2 separate regions of the Homo sapiens genome follow, and region 1 is linked to region 2. The links are chromatin loops, found by intact Hi-C in ENCODE. Cell type or tissue: PC-3. All regions are shown on one strand.

The links. A loop is a pair of places that touch in the nucleus more often than their neighbours do. Peaks named below come from ENCODE experiments on the same cell type or tissue, not always from the same donor. Only the 100,000 strongest peaks of a DNase experiment are listed, where the experiment ranks them.
Region 1: it touches region 2 in a loop (8-fold over the local background); 2 of 110 quality-filtered maps call a loop at or near these places.

What each region holds. Positions count from the first base shown.
Region 1 is chr10:63,931,638-63,939,637 of GRCh38, forward strand. The region is part of intron 1 of LOC124902439 (a long non-coding RNA gene); the gene reads left to right. Among named protein-coding and RNA genes, the nearest start is that of REEP3, 410 kb to the left of the region's middle. In PC-3, CTCF peaks have their summits at 4,274 (motif pointing right) and 4,478; no DNase peak of the experiment used is centred here; H3K27me3 peaks cover 3,617 bases.
Region 2 is chr10:63,869,065-63,877,064 of GRCh38, forward strand. All of the region lies in intron 1 of LOC101928859 (a long non-coding RNA gene), which reads right to left. LOC124902439 (a long non-coding RNA gene) reads left to right here and starts at 3,525. Exons shown (of 6, transcript XR_007062161.1): 1 at 3,525-3,912. In PC-3, a CTCF peak has its summit at 3,445 (motif pointing right); a DNase peak (open chromatin) is centred at 3,447; H3K27me3 peaks cover 367 bases.

The DNA of each region.
Region 1 (8,000 bases), 63 kb after region 2:
TCTTAGAACATGTTCCTTTAGCCCTTCCATTAATTTTGTAAACTCCAAAATTCCCTGCAGTAAATCTTTTCCTGCTGAAAATACTTAGAGCTCTTTCTGTTTTCTGTATTGAACCTTAATGAATGTAGATCCTTCAAATGGTTAATATCATACTTAACTCCTGAAGTTAATTCTACTTCTTAAGTTTGAAGATGAAAAATAAGGGCACCTTTCACAGAGAAGACCATGCCAGTGTGGAAATGGAGTGCCACAAACCGTGGCATTGACTTGAGTCTGGCTCAGTAATCTAATAATTTACTAGACCAGATGTTCCCTGCTATGAATGTCACTAATGTCTCACAGAAGGTTTAGGTCACTGCAGATTGTACTGGCAACCAGGGCTTTTTTTTTTTTTTTTTTTAAACAGCTCTCTTGGTGCTACAGGTAGGGCTTTTTGGCAAGCAGATGAAGGTAGCCTAAATAGGTGATTGGTATGTATGTTTGTCATTGCCCTGACCTTCCTTAGTTGTTAAGATAGATCAGTGAGTAATGTAGTCATCTTTTCTAGTGGGAAATACACTTTTGTATGGGAATGATTGAACTGATAATGCAAGGTGAAAGTGTTGTTTTGTGTCAAAATATTCATTTCTCCCATAACTGTTGAGTAAACGTAGCCATTAGTGTATGCATACAATTTCCCTTAATCCTCAGAGCATTCAAGCAGCAGGTAGACACTCCCTGCTGAGAAACATATTTGAGTGAGATGAGCATTTTTAAAAGGCGCATGAAAGTATTCACCATCTGGGGAGGCCAGAATCATTCTCCCGTGTTCAGCATGAATTCAGGTGACTTCGGGAAATGGGGAGCAGTGATGTTGCTCTCAATTTTTGCTGCCTACTGATTTCAGCTTTCCTTGTAGCAGCTGGAACTGAAGAATCTCCTGAGCAAACAGTAGCTTAAAGGCGGAACATCTTGGAAAGTGGGAGATGACTCTGAAGTCTTTCAGACAAGGGATGTTCATAGGTAGCATCAGTTCTTATACCAGAGGCATCATTCTTTCTAAGATGGCCCTGTAACCTTTTTCAGTTTTCTGTAGAAATTGCTTTTTACATGTTTGGTTGCTACATAGCAAAATGGCCTTGCCTAATACAGAGAAAACATCCCACTCACTCTATACCTTTTTATTTATTTCATTTAAGTAACACTTAAGTAAATGATGATTACTATGTACCAAATATTAACTCAATTCTTATAACATTCTTTTGAGGTGGGTACTATTATTTCTCCCATTTTTTAGATGGTAAAACCAAGGGACAGAGTGATCAAGTAACTTGTCCATGGGCACACAGCTAGTAAAGCAGGATTCAAAACCATATTGTGGCTGCAGAGTCCCTGATCTGAACCACTGTGCCATAGACTGCTCACCTTGCCTTCATCTCAGAGAGCTTGCCTTGTTGCCTTCTCTTTAAGTCCAGGGCTGCTGCATATTGTACAGATTGTTTACTAGCTGAGGAGGCCCAGTCAAGGGATGTGGGAGCTGAAGTCTAGCTTGTCTTCAGTTTACCAAACTCTGTGTTCTGGTACGCTGCTACTACCCAGAGACAGAGGAGTCTTTATCCAATTTGGACATAGGCCCTGTATGGGATAGCAGTGGCTCATACATTCTAAGGCTCCCTCCTCTACCTTCATACTGGATCCTACCCCTTCCTGTCTCTTCTAATGCCTTGGGGCTTCCTTGACTTCTCAAGTGTGGACAAAAATTTGACCTGATGAATAACATGAAACTGTACCTCTTGATATCAGTTCATTGTCTGCATAAAAGCCTTTAGGATACTTTGAAGCAGTTTTAGCGTCTCTTGCCTATACCACAGAACTAATATTTAAACTCTTTCAGTATCTTATAGCCTTTTTCTGAGAATCTTTAGAAGTGTGGTAGGTCCCTCTTAATTATAAAACTGCTCAAAAATGAAAAGCAAAGTCACCAAAAAGTTAAATTGAAGTATTCATTAAATCATGGAACCCAAATGCCTTTTATAGAATTGTTTGGGAATAGGGAAAGTATGTTTAAGTTGGATTTTAGGGTATCTGGAGAGCTTTTCCCTCTAATCTAAGGGGTTGATAACGTCAGAAGGAGCTGGGAAAGGACTGTGGTGCTGACTGTGAGGTGGTGGCTGTTGGTATGACCTGGTCATCTGCTATGTTCACAGGCTGTGTTCACAGGCTGAAACACCTTTTCTGATTGGCCTCCTAACTCTGCTTTTGCCAACCTCCAATTCATTCCTAACACACACAGCCAGGCTAATCTTCATGGAATGCAAATGTGATCCTGATACTCCTTAAAATCCTTGAATGCCTTCTAATTGCTATTAGTATAAGATTCTTAACATGGCCTGGCCCCTGTCTAGTTCTCATTTGCATATTGACCTGTTCTCCTCCTTTTCACAGTGCTTTAGACCCTCTGGTCTCCTTTTAATTAGTTCTAATGTCCTAAGCTGTCTCCCATTATAGTTTCTTCATATGTGTTTTTTTTAATTTACCTAAAATGTTTTATTTCTCCTCACCTGGTTAACTGCCACACATCCTTTGATCATTAACTTACACGTGACTTTCTTAGGAAAAAATATTAATGTACTGAAAGCATCATGTAGGTGTCCTTGATAGCATCAATTATAGATGAAAATAAAGTGTTTAACACTTCTCTTCCTGGGTAGACTGTAGCCTCTGTTAGTCAGGGGCCATGTTTGCCTTAGTTTTTTCTTCTGGTACCTAAGTATTGAATAAGTATTTGATGAATGAATCAATGGGTGAATAAACTCATTAATGAACTAAGAAGATTTAACTTCCATATGTGACTGTTTTCTTTCCCCACCTAGATTTCACATTTCATGAAGGCAGGAGCCATATCTGTACTCATTTTCATAGGCCCTGAACTGATTAGCCCAGAGCTTTGCAAATGGTGTGCCTCAGTAAAGATTTGCTGGTTAACTAATTAATCTGCCAAGCTCAGATGAATTAGTTAAGGTATGGAAAAATAAGGAAAAGGTCAGGATGAAATAAATATACTGGATCATTCTGATGAAAGAGTGCAGTCTGGTGTTTCAAAGTACAGTGAATGCTGGTCTCTGCTTATGTGCGATGATCAGTTAGTAGATTGTGCCCCATGTTGAACCCTCTATTTTCAACCTGATTGATTGTTTAACTGCTGACTTTTGTCTCCACTAACATGGAGCATAGGTAAAAGTCTTTGACCTGGGTTAGTAATAGCTGCTAATTGTATTTACTCTTTTGTTTCTGAGAGTAACTGGAATTTTTTCCCTCTATTTGTTGATATGCCAAGGACTGTGTTTAATAGGTAGCTGATTAAACAGGTTGTGAAGAAGAAAACAAGATGTCTCCGGTTTTATCTTTTAATTTATTGATTTTGGATAGGGACTACTTTTCATGGCTACAGATCATACATGTTTTCTGCACAATTATCCATATCCAATTCTTCCTGTTGGAAGAGGGTAGGACAGAGTCCTGAGCCTCTTGTTCAGAGGGCACAATCAATCCTCCTATGCCTATTGATTCTGACCTAAATTTGTATTTTCTTTTCTGTCTTTTTTTCTTCCTTTCTACATTAAAATCTGCCCATGCTTGGAAGAAAGACAGAAGAGCTGCAAAACAATTGGAATGGATTTTGCATTTTGTCTTGCTCTATCTGAATTATCATCATCGTCCTCATTTTCATCATCATCCTGTAGTCCCTCCCATCTTGTAGCATATTACAATTCCAAAGCCCTTTCACGTATGTTTACCTCACATGCTTTCCCCCTTGGCCTCAGTTGTTGCTCAATTTATAGCTCAGGAATCTTGGGCTCCCAGAGGTAAAGTGACTTAGGTAAGGTTATATGGCTAGAGAGTGAGTAAAATTGTATATATTTGCCAGGAATCTTCTGATTAAAAGGAATAAAAATCAAATTTCAGTGAGCTGCAAGCTTAATACAAAAAGAGTATATTGAAAAGAGTTTGGAGTTGTTTACAGAATGAAAGAAAGACATACAGAAGCCAGGTCAACTTTTGGAACCGGAGCCAAAAAACTTGAAGCCTACGGGAATTTCTCACACCTTCTCATGTCTGCCAATTTTGGGGTGTTGATATCATTGAGTCAAACTTCCCCAGGTAGTAGGGACATGGTTATCAGTGGGGCTGCCATGTATGGTGTGCAGTGTACAAGTGTGTTCCATCCAAGTGTCACAAATCATACCACACTCAAAGATTTGTATGTTTATTATGATACATTTCCAGCAGATGGCACTCAAGTGTTTTTTCTAACAAAAACACTTTGAGGAAGAGGCACATTTTTCTGTTTTGCACAAAGACTCCTTAAGGGGCACTGGGGATGCTGCTTTCCAACAGTTCTGAGGTTACATTCTTCCTGGTTATAACAAATGAGAAAGATAAACCTTCCCCAGAAGCTCCAGCAGAACGAACCTAGAAAATAACTCTGATGGACCTGGCTTGGGTCCTACCTTGGACCAATTTCTGTGTCTGAAGTGAGGCCCCAGACATCATAATCCACACACACTTTTAGTTTCATATATAAAATTCTGACGGCTGCCTACAAAATGCAGTAGATCCATGTGTAATGACAAGTATAATCCCCCTTCTTCAAGACAGCTGTCCCAAACTATCACCCAACTACTGCATCCATTACCAGGTGCAAGGTCTTGGGTGATATGCATGCTATGGTTTGACTGTGTACCTTTCAAAGTTCAGGTGTTGTCAATGTGATGGTATTAAAAGGCGAGGCCTTTAAGAGGTGATTAGATCAGGAGGGCTCCTCCCCTCATAAATTGGATTCAGATCCTCATAAAAGAGGTTTCACACAGCGTTCTGAGGAGCTTGCCCTCTGTCTTCTACCATGTGAAGACACAGCATTTCTTCCCTTTCGAGGATGCAGCAATGAGACACCATCTTGGAAACAGAGGCCAAACTCTCACCAGATGATAACCAGCTGCTGCCTTGACCTTGGACTTCTCAGTCTCCGGAACTGTGAGAAACAAATTTCTATTGTTTATAAATTACCTAGTCTGTGGTATTTTGTTATTGTAGCACAAATGAACTAAGACAATGCCTCTCAGTCAGGTCAGATATAGCCGCTGGAGATTCTGAAATCTATGGGTGTTGGGGCTAACTTAACTGTTTCTAACCCATCCAAGATACAACAATACAGGAAAAACAGAATAGCTACACTCCAGGGAATATGTCATAGTCCACTCAATAGGACTGTATGCCATATTCATTTTTTAACTCTCTGTCATTTTTACTCTCTTTACTTTTAGGTCTTTGGCATTCTTTTTTTTTTTATTTTTTAGAGACAAGATGTGGCTCTATCGCCTAGGTTGGGGTGCAGTGGCATGTTCTCATCACACGGCAACCTCTGCCTCCTGTGCTCATGCCATCCTCTCATCTCAGCCTCCCAAGTAGCTGGGACTGCAGGCACGCACCACCATGCCGGGGTAATTTTTGTATTTTTTGTAGAGACGGGGTTTCTCCATGTTGGTCAGGCTGGTCTTGAACCCCTGAGCTCAAGCAATTCACCCATCTTGACCTCCCAAACTGCCCGACCATTTGCCCAATGGCCATTCAGCCTTTTGGCATTCTTTTCCTTGATTGTTTCCCTCCATGGCCACAATAGGTAGAGGGGCTGCCTATGGAGGGTAATATTCTTTGAGAAGCCCCTTTGCTATCTTTGTAGTTACAGCGACCCAGGGGTTTACCTTAGAGATTGAATGCTTAAAGGCTTCTAATTTAGGAATTTCTCCAGCAAAATATCTCTTTTAAAGAGCTAGTTTGATTTCAATGTTTAATTCATTATGATGGGCTCTATTGATTTATAGCCAACCAGAAATCTTATTGAGTCATAATATTTGACTCTGGACCTTGCCTTTGAAGGTTTTGTTTTTTAGAAACAAACCTATAGGACTTTGCCTGTCCTTCCATGGCCTCTCTAATAACTTCTTCCTTGGCCCCTGCCTCAGGGCAACTGAAGCAATAGGCTGAAATAAATCAGAGCTCATCTGCAATCAGGCTTCTGTCTACATCCCAATCATTTGTGCCTTATGATGAAAAAACTTACTATTCTTCCTTAGGAAGAGGTGCACAGCAGGAATTGTTTGGGAGAAGCCTGGGTGACCTGCCTTTCCCATTTCTGAGTTATTCCTTACTATCCCCTCTCCTTATCAGTGCAGTGACTTTACTGTGGGGCAAAGGGTTCATCTTTGATGGTTTTGCAGGCAGCATGGCTGTCTGACCCTCAGCGGCTTTGGATCACTAGCCAAAGGCAGAAAGTGCCTCTGTTTTAACAACACCACATATCTATTTATTTTCTCCTATCTGCTTTAAGAAATGCCAATTTGGATTGAGACTTATTTTCATCTTGAAGGATCTTACTGAAGGCCATAAGAACTATCCAGCATGTCCTTATTTTTAAAATATTTTTATACCAAACCACCAAAATGTTATCATGGTCTGTCTGCAAAGATATAACAGGTAATGGTTAACACCTGCTTTGTTTTCCTTTAAGGAGGACTCTGCCTTCCCAGCTGGGAATGGAGGGATCTTGCATTCACCTCTACCTTATATCAACTAAGCCTATCCTAATTCTAAGAGTCTGCCATTTGCATTGCCCTACTTCTGGGTATTAATTTCTCTATTAGCCAGTCATTCTTGTGTTGCTAGTGACAGTGACTCAATTGTAACTAGCATAAGAGTAATTATTGGAAAGACCCTGGGTAACTTACACAAGACTTACAGGGAGAGGTGGCTCTGGAAAGGTCTATGACTGGAACTTGGGATTTGGGAATTGACTATTTCCTATTCCAGATCCTCTCTGGATGCTGGCTTCATTTGCTCTGACTCCTCCACATGGCTGCAGAAAGCTCTGGGTTACATCCTTATACCTCACAACCAAAGAAAAAAGAGGGATTCTTCTCTTCCTGCTCCATGAGGAAAATGCTGGAGAAGGGCTCTGATAAGCCTGGCTTGGATCAGTCATTGGACCTGAGGGGTGGGGTCCTGTAATTGGTTCAGCCTGGGCCTCCTGCCTTCCCTTTAAGCCCCAGCTGGGGAGAGCTTGTGGACAGGCAGAAGGAAGCTACCACCCTAGGTACCTACTCACTAGGCTCTCAGCACAGAGCTCTGCCACCCCACCTTGCTGCCTTTGATATCGCTTAACCGACTTGCCGGCTTATTTTTCAGGTACTGAGAATTCTAATATCCTCTGTGTACTGTGATGATAGTTGCTGAATTCCTGGCTAGCATCATGTTTGTTCTTATGGGTGGTCAAAAATAAATACTCTGGTAGTTTTGAAACCATACCAGAGGAACCAAGGATGTCCTTTTAATAGCAAAAATAAAAACCGTTATCCGTTATCCTCAAAGACAACCAACTTTTCTTTAAAATTACTGCCCCCCCCCCCTTTTTTTTTTCTGATGCCATCCTTCTGGCTTTGGGAGAACAGTCACGTTCTGCCCAGATTATGCTTTTGATGAATGTGGTCTCTGGATATTCAGCTGGGACGGTGATCTACAGAGACAGCAATTGAAATGGCCAATCACAGGAGCCGCCAAATCACGCCTGAGTGCAGGTGTGTGATTAACAGCAGGTGCTGGAGATGTCAGAGCTGGCAAATTGGAGTCTTCCTTTCTCCTCACCTTAGTGATGCTTTAGATTTCCTTGGAACTGAAATTTCTGCAGGAAGACAAACTTTGTCACAAACAGCTGCTCACTGGATACTTAAAATAGGCTGCTTTGCGGTGGGAGTCACTTTTTAAAGGCATATCACCTTTCTAGCTTGACTGTGAATCCCTTGGGTCCTTGGGACCAAGGACCTGAGTTTATATTTCTTTATATACCCACTCTTCCTAGAGGAGTTTTGTGTATGCAGAAGGTGTTTAGCCAGGGTTGGAGGGTTATTATGAAGGCAAGTCAAGAGGTGGAATGTTGGCACCATTGGCTTTAGAAAGTGGATAGAAAA
Region 2 (8,000 bases):
ATTTCTCTTCTCCATATACTTTTAAGAAAAAATTATGTTTCTTCAGCATATCAACTAACATTTATTAAGCTCTTCCTATGCATATGGCACTATTCAAGGCTCTGTATGGGACATAGGTTTGTGTGCCTTTTTCTTCCATAAAAGAGCTTACAATTTAGCTGGGAAGAAACCTGTCTATCCACATTTATGTCAATATAGAGTTACTGCCTCTATTGTTAGTTATGACAAATAAGAGGCACAGATATGTCTTCTAGGACTTCATAGGAAGGAGATGTCGCTGTGAGTGGGCTGTTCAGAGATGAGTTCTGGGAAGTAGTGATCATTCATTCATCCATTCCACAAATACTTGTTGTGCCGGCCACTTGGCAGCTTGCTGGGGCTACGATGATGGATCAGAAAAGCTCCTTGAGAAACTCATGATAGCAGGGAAACAGATGAATAAATAGCTGATTATAATCTAGGCCACGATGACTGGAAAAGGCTGAGCAGTTTGTGCAAAGTTTGGCCTAGGGGGAGATAATGGAGGCAAGTGGGGCTAAAACCCAGTCTCCATCCCCTCTTCCAGGGCAGACATGAGAACTACAGGGACTTTTGTCACAGAGGGGGAGCCTCTTTGCAAATCCTGCCAAGGCATCGTATATATCAGTGGCTGCCCCGAGTGTGATTAATTTTTTTTCTATTTAAAAATTTACATACAATAAAATTCATTTTTTTAAGTGTATAGTTCTGTGAGTTTTGGTAAATGCATAGAGTCATATAACTATCACACATCATGATATAGAATAGTTCCATTGTTCCTCTAAAAAAATTTCCTCTACCTCTTTGTGGTTAAGCCTGCCCTCTTCCCCAGTGCCTGGAAACCACCAATCTGTTCTCCAGTTCTATAGTTGTCTTTTCCAGAATGTCATATAAATGGAGCCATACAGAGTATATAGCCTTTTGGGTCTGCCCTCTTACATAGCATAGTGTATTTGCGATTCATCCATGTTGTTGCATGTATTGATTATTTGTTTCTTTTTATTGATGAGTAGTTTTCCATTGAATGGATGTGCCACAGTTTGTTTATCCATTCCCAGCTTGAGGGATATTCTGGTTGTTTCCAGTTTTTGGTGATGTAGCTGCTATAAACATTTACATATTATTTTCTGTGTGAACACAGGTTTTCATTTCATTTGGGTAATTATCCAGGAGCGAGGTTGCTGGGTTGTATGGTAAGTGTATATTTAGTTTCATAAGAAGCTACTTAGAGATAAAATAAATCTAAGATGAAACAACTTCCACTCTTTTATAGTAGTTATGCCAGTTTGCATTCCTACCAGCAATGTATGAGAATTCCAGTTGCTCTGTATCCTTGTCAGCACTTGATATTCTTCTTTTTTAATTTAGCCATTCTATTAGTGATGTAATAGTATCATTGTGGTTTCAATTTGTTTTTCACTAATGACTAGTTATATTGAATGTATTTCACAGGCTTATTTGCCATCTATATATCTTCCGGGTAATGTACCTGTTGAAATCTTTCCCCATTAAAAAAAACTAGATTTGCTTGATGTGGTTGAGTTTTGAGAATTATTCTTTTTTTTTATTTTCCCAGACAGGGTCTCACTCTGTCTCCCAGGCTGGAGTGTAGTGGCACCATCATAGCTCACTGCAGCTTGAACTCCTGGGTTCAAACCATCCTCCTTCTTCATGAGAATTCTTTATATATTCTCAATACAAATCCTTTGTCAGATGTGAAATTTACAATTATTTTCTCCCAGTTTGTCCTTTCTAGCTATGTCTTTCTCAGAGCAAAAACTTAAAAATTTAATAAACCCAACTTACCAATTTTTAAATTTTTCTTTTCTTTCTTTCTTTTTTTTTTGAGATGGAATCTCGCTCTGTTGCCCAGGCTGGAGTGCAGTGACATGATCTCGGCTCACTGCAACCTCTGCCTCCTGGGTTCAAGCAATTCTCCTGCCTCAGCCTCCCGAGTAGCTGGGATTACAGGCATGTGCCACCACGCCCAGCTAATTTTGGTATTTTTAGTAGAGACAGGGTTTCGCCATGTTGGCCACACTGGTCTCAGACTCCTGGCCTCAAGTGATCTGCCCACCTTGGCCTCCCAAAGTGCTGGGATTATAGGCGTAAGCAAGTAATTTTTAAATTTTATTGATTGCAATTTTGTTGTTATATCTAAGAACTGTGTCTAACTCAAAGTTACAAAGATTTTTCTTCGAGAAATTTTACAATTTTAGGTTTATATTTAGGTCTGTTATCCATTTTGAGTTAATTTTTGTATATGGTACAAGATGTGGATTGAAGCACTTTTTTTTGTACATATGGATATCCAACTGTTCCAGCATTATTTGTTGAAAAGACTCTCTTCATTAAACTGCTTTTGCTTTTTTTAAAAAATCAATTGGTCATGTTTATGTGGGTCTCTTTCTGGGTTTTCTATTTTGTTCCATTGATCTAAGTGTCTCCCCTTTCTCCATTGTGAGTGTGGTAGATCTTAAGTCAGGAAGAGACACCGAGTGAGAGGGGAGCATTTGGGAGAGGACATGGGAAGGCGAGGAAGGGCTGGAGACTTTCCAGGCAACATAACCTTTAAGCCGAGATCTGTGTTGGGTAAGAGTGAGAGGAAAGAGGATGGGCAGGTATCATAGGTCACTTAAGCCTTAGGAACGTTCTGGGCAAACGCTGGAGGGCAAGAGGGAAGTGGGTGGGGGCAACGGTATGGTTCACAGTGTGGTTGGAGCAGAGTATAAGAGTCAGGTTGGAGGCCGGGCGCGGTGGCTCACGCCTGTAATCCCAGCACTTTGGGAGGCCGAGGCGGGCGGATCACGAGGTTAGGAAATCGAGACTATCCTGGCTGACAAGGTGAAACCCCGTCTCTACTAAAAAATACAAAAAATTAGCTGGGCGTGGTGAAGGACGCCTCTAGTCCCAGCTACTCGGGAGGCCGAGGCAGGAGAATGGCGTGAACCCGGGAGGCGGAGCTTGCAGTGAGCCGAGATTGCGCCACTGCACTCCAGCCTGGACTACAGAGTGAGACTCCGTCTCAAAAAACAAACAAACAAACAAAAAAAGAAAAAACAAAAAAGAGTCAGGTTGGAGACGACTCAAGTCAGGGTCAGGTCAAGAGAGGTGTCGATTTGATCCCAAGGGTAGAGTGGATGTATTCATTTCAGAGGAGGGCGTTTAAGCAGGTCAGCAGGATGAGTGAAAACACCACATTCAGAAGTTCTCTGCTGTCATTCGATCAGTGCATCTTCCCTAGCTCTAAAAGAGGGAGTCTGGCTTCTCAAAAACAGCAGACCCCAGGCCCAGCTGCCCAACCATTTCCCGGAGGGAGCAGCCCTCTCAGCCCAGGAGTTGGAACCTGCTCTTCATTTTTCCCTCTTGCCTTGGCTGTGTAGCAAGGCCTTGGTGAATCGCAGTGCACTGCCTGGCGTGGAGCAGCAGATGGCAGCAAAACCAAGGCTCTTGGAGCAGAAGCAGCACAGTTCACGGCCTTCAATCCAGAGCAGCTTTAATATTGCAGCAATTTGGATGTCTGCATAAAAGCAGACTTGTTTTTTTTTCTCTCCACTTCTGGCTCCTGGAAATAATATTCTCTTAACCTTTTGGAATTAAACCAGCCAAATAGAGTGTAACATGTTTCTTAATCATTTGGGCCACCTTCTCCTTTCTGAATGGATGTTGGTTTCAGTGGGAATGTTTTCTGTGGTTGTGGATCATTGAGAAGATGGTGCTGATTTGCTCTGGTAAGCTGAAGGAACAACCAGGCACGTGGCATGAAGTGAAATAAGGACAAATGCAAGAGACATCCTGGAGACAGGCAACTGAGGACAAAGAAAGTCTGTGGGGAAAGGGTGGTGAACCAGGTGCCCACCTGCCAGCATTATTGCTGAGGCACATCTCAGCCAGGTAAGCCTCTTCCTCAGAAAATTCTCCTCTCCCACTGATCCCACTTCCAGAATTTCTTTGTGGACCAGGATGAAGATTTTCAGACTTCAAGTGTTACTTTCTTGGGGAGCTGGAGCACTCCCTCCCTCCCCTGGTACCCTACTAGACCAGGTGACACACTCACTCAGTTCAGTGCAACTTGCCTTCATGGTACTTTTCACAGTGTGTAATTATATGACTGTGGGACAATACAATTGGTGTCTCTATCCTCTACTAGACGGTAAACCCCATGAAGGCAGGAATCGTTTTTGCTTTGCCTATTTCTGTATCCGATAGGTCTGGCATAGTTGCTGGCATAACTATGACACAATTATCTGTTGAGTAATTCCATGATTATATAAGCAGAAGAGGATATATAATAGAGAGGCAGAGAGCCAGATTGATCTGGGTGGAAATCTGGTGTTATTCTTATTAGTCTGTTTTCATGCTGCTGATAAAGACATACCCAAAACTGGGAACAAAAAGAGGTTTAATTGGACTTACAGTTCCACATGGCTGGGGAGGCCTCAGAATCATAGTGGGAGACAAAAAGCACTTCTTACATGGTGGTGGCAAGGGAAAATGAGGAAGAAGCAAAAGCGGAAACCCATGATAAACCCATCAGATCTTGTGAGATTTATTCACTATCATGGGAAAGATCAGCCTCCATGATTCAATTACCTCCCTCTGGGTCCCTCCCACAACACGTGGGAATTCTGGGAGATACAATTCAAGTTGAGATTTGGGTGGGGACACAGCCAAACCATATCACTGTTACTCATCCACTGCATGTACTGGGTATGTTGCTCCAAATTTCAGTTTTCTCATCTGTAAAATAGAAACAATGGTACCTATCTTGCAGGCTGGTTATGAGTATACAATGAAATTATCTGTGTTAAGTATTTAGCCCAGTACTTGAAAGTAAGTGCCTGTACATGATAGTTACTTTAATTTTTACGATAGAGCCTTCATATGCAATTTGCCCAAGGAAACAGCATTGGTCTGATTTCAAAAGGAGATGAACTGACTAACGTGAGAGCTTGTTTCATACAGTTTTGAATGGAGAGAGGAAGAGAGAGTTGTTGGAGGTATGGTGTTGCTGCTGTTGCTGCTGAAATGAGTGACTTGAAAGTCCCAAAAGTGTTAAGATGTTCTGCACTAAGGTGTGTGGGAAAAGACTGCTCCAAGTCACAATAAATAATAAGCTGACTAGGTGAGGCCATATCCTCGTTTAAAAAAAGAAATACAGTGGGATTGTTGACATGGGTGTCAAGAATGTAAGGCTGAGCAAAGCAATTAGACATTGAAATTCCACCAAGACAGTGTTAAAAGAATTGTGTTCAGTTCTGCACTCCACACTGGAAGAGTAGTGAGATTAAAGGAAGCCGCCACAGAGAAGGGTGAGTACTGATGTTCCCTTCCCAAAAAATGCTTTCAAGCTGTTACATGCATGCTTTATATTACTTAAAAAAGCAGAGCTTTTGAAAGTGCTTTTAAATATTTGGGAAATTTATTCATAATAGCCAAAAAGTAGAAACAAGCCAAATGTCCATCACTTGATGAATGGATAAACAAAGATTGTTATATCCGTATAATGGTATACCATTCAGGCATTAAAAAAATGAAGTTATAATACGTGCTATAACATTGATGGACCTTGAAAACATTATGCAAAGTGAAATAAGCCAGACACAAGTATTGTGTGATTCCACTTATATGAGGTACCTACAGTAGTCACATTAGTAGAGAGAAAAAGTAGAATGGTGGTTGCCTAAGGCTGAGGGAAGGATAGGGTGGGGAATAGTGTTTGACTACTAATGGGTACAAGTTTTATTTTGGGGTGATGGAAATGTTGTAAAGTGAGATTGTGGTGATTTTACAAGTCCATGAACATACAGGAAACCACTGAAGTGTAATTTAAATGAATAAATTTTATGATATGTGAATTATATCTCAATAAAGATGTTAAAAATATTAGGGAGCGATCAGAGATTCATAACCCAGGCTGCATATTACAATATTTGGAGAGGCTAAAAAAATATCACTTCCCAGGATCCCACTGCAACCACTGAGATCTGAATATCTGAGGGGTGAGGCATAGCCCTGGGCATTTGTGAAGCCAGGATTGAGAGACTCTGCACCGGTTGATTGAGGGATTAGATTTTAACTTTTCTGCCCCTTAAGAACTCACTGAATAGGCACATGATTTTGTTGTTTTAATGATATAAGGCTGCATGTTCAAAATAATTTTCCTTAGCTTTTCTTGGAGGCAGAACAGTGGCTGAACTGTATGGTCTTACTAGGAACTTTCCCATTTTAGGATTTTATAATTACATTTATCTTTTGCAAATGTCATTAAAAGATACAAATATTTGTTCTGAGTAATGCCTGATGCTTTAGTGCAACCAGAAACATTCTATTCGTTTATTTTTCTTATTTTTTCCCACTGGCTTTCTTAAGGTATAACTGACAAATAAAATAATGTGTATTTAAGATATACAATACGATGATTTGATATACATTTATATAATAAAATGATTACCATGTTCAAACTAATTACTACATTCATCACCTCACAGTTACCATTTTTTTGGTGGTGATAACACTTAAGATCTACTCTCAGCAAATTGCAAGTATACAATACAGTCATATTGACTGTAGTCACAGTGTTGTACATTAGATTCCCAGAACTTCATCTTATAAATGAAAGTTTGTACACTTTGACCAACATCTCTTCATTCTGCCCTCTGCACCATGCTTCCCTGCACTACTGGCAGTCACCATTCTGTCTTTTTTTAAAAATTTTTATTTTAGATTTGGGGGTACATGTGAAGGTTTGTTACGTAGGTAAATATGTGTCATGGGGGTTTGTTGTACATATTATTTCATCACCTGGGTACTAAGCCCAGTACCCAATAGTTACTTTTCCGCTCCTCTCCCTCCTCCCACCTTCCCCCCTCAAGTAGAACCCAGTGTCTGTTGTTTCCTTCTTTGTATTCATAAATTCTTATCATTTAGCTCCCACTTATAAGTGAGAACATGTGGTATTTGGTTTTCTGTTCCTGTATCACTTTGCTAAGGGTAATAGCCTCCAGCTCCATTCATGTTCCCACAAAATACACAATCTCATTCCTTTTTATGCTGTATTCCATGGTGTATATGTACCACATTTTCTTTATCCGATCTGTCATTTTTGGTCATTTAGGTTGATTCCACATCTTTGTTATTGTGAACGGTGCTGCAATGAACATTCACGTGCATGTATCTTTATGGTAGAGTGATTTATATTCACCTGGTATATACAAACTAATGGGATTGCTGGGTTGAATATTTCTGCTTTTAGCTCTTTGAGGAACCTTCATATTGCTTTCCACAATGGTTGAACTAATTTACACTCCCACCCACAGTGTATAAGTGTTCCCTTTTCTCTGCAACCTCAGCAGCATCTGTTATTTTCTGACTTTTTAGTAATAGCTGTTCTGACTGGTGTGAGATGGTATATCATTGTGGTTTTGATTTGCATTTCTATAATGATCAATCACCATTATATTCTTTGCTTCTATGACTTTAGCTTTTTCAGATTCCACATATAAGTGAGACAATGCAGTATCTTTCTGTACCTGGCTTATTTCACATAGCATAATGTCATCCAGTTTCATCCATGTTGTCACAAATGACAGGATTTCTTGTTTTTTTTATGACTCTGAAGTATTTCATTGTGCATGTACTACATTTCATATATCTGTTCATCTGTTGACAGATATTTAAGTTGATTCCATATCTTGGTGATTGTGAATAAAGCTGCAATGAACATGGAGGTGCAGATATCTCTCTGACATATTGATTTCATTTCTTTTGGATATACAGTTACGCACCACTTAATGATGTTTCAGTCAACTATAGACTATAAACATGGTGGTGGTCCCTTAAGATCTTAATATCATATTTTTACTGTATCTTTTCTATGTTTAGATATGTTCAGATACACAAATACCATTGTGTTACAGTTGCTTACGGTATTTGGTACAGTAACATGCTGTAGAGGTTTGGAGCCTAGAAGCAACAGGCTA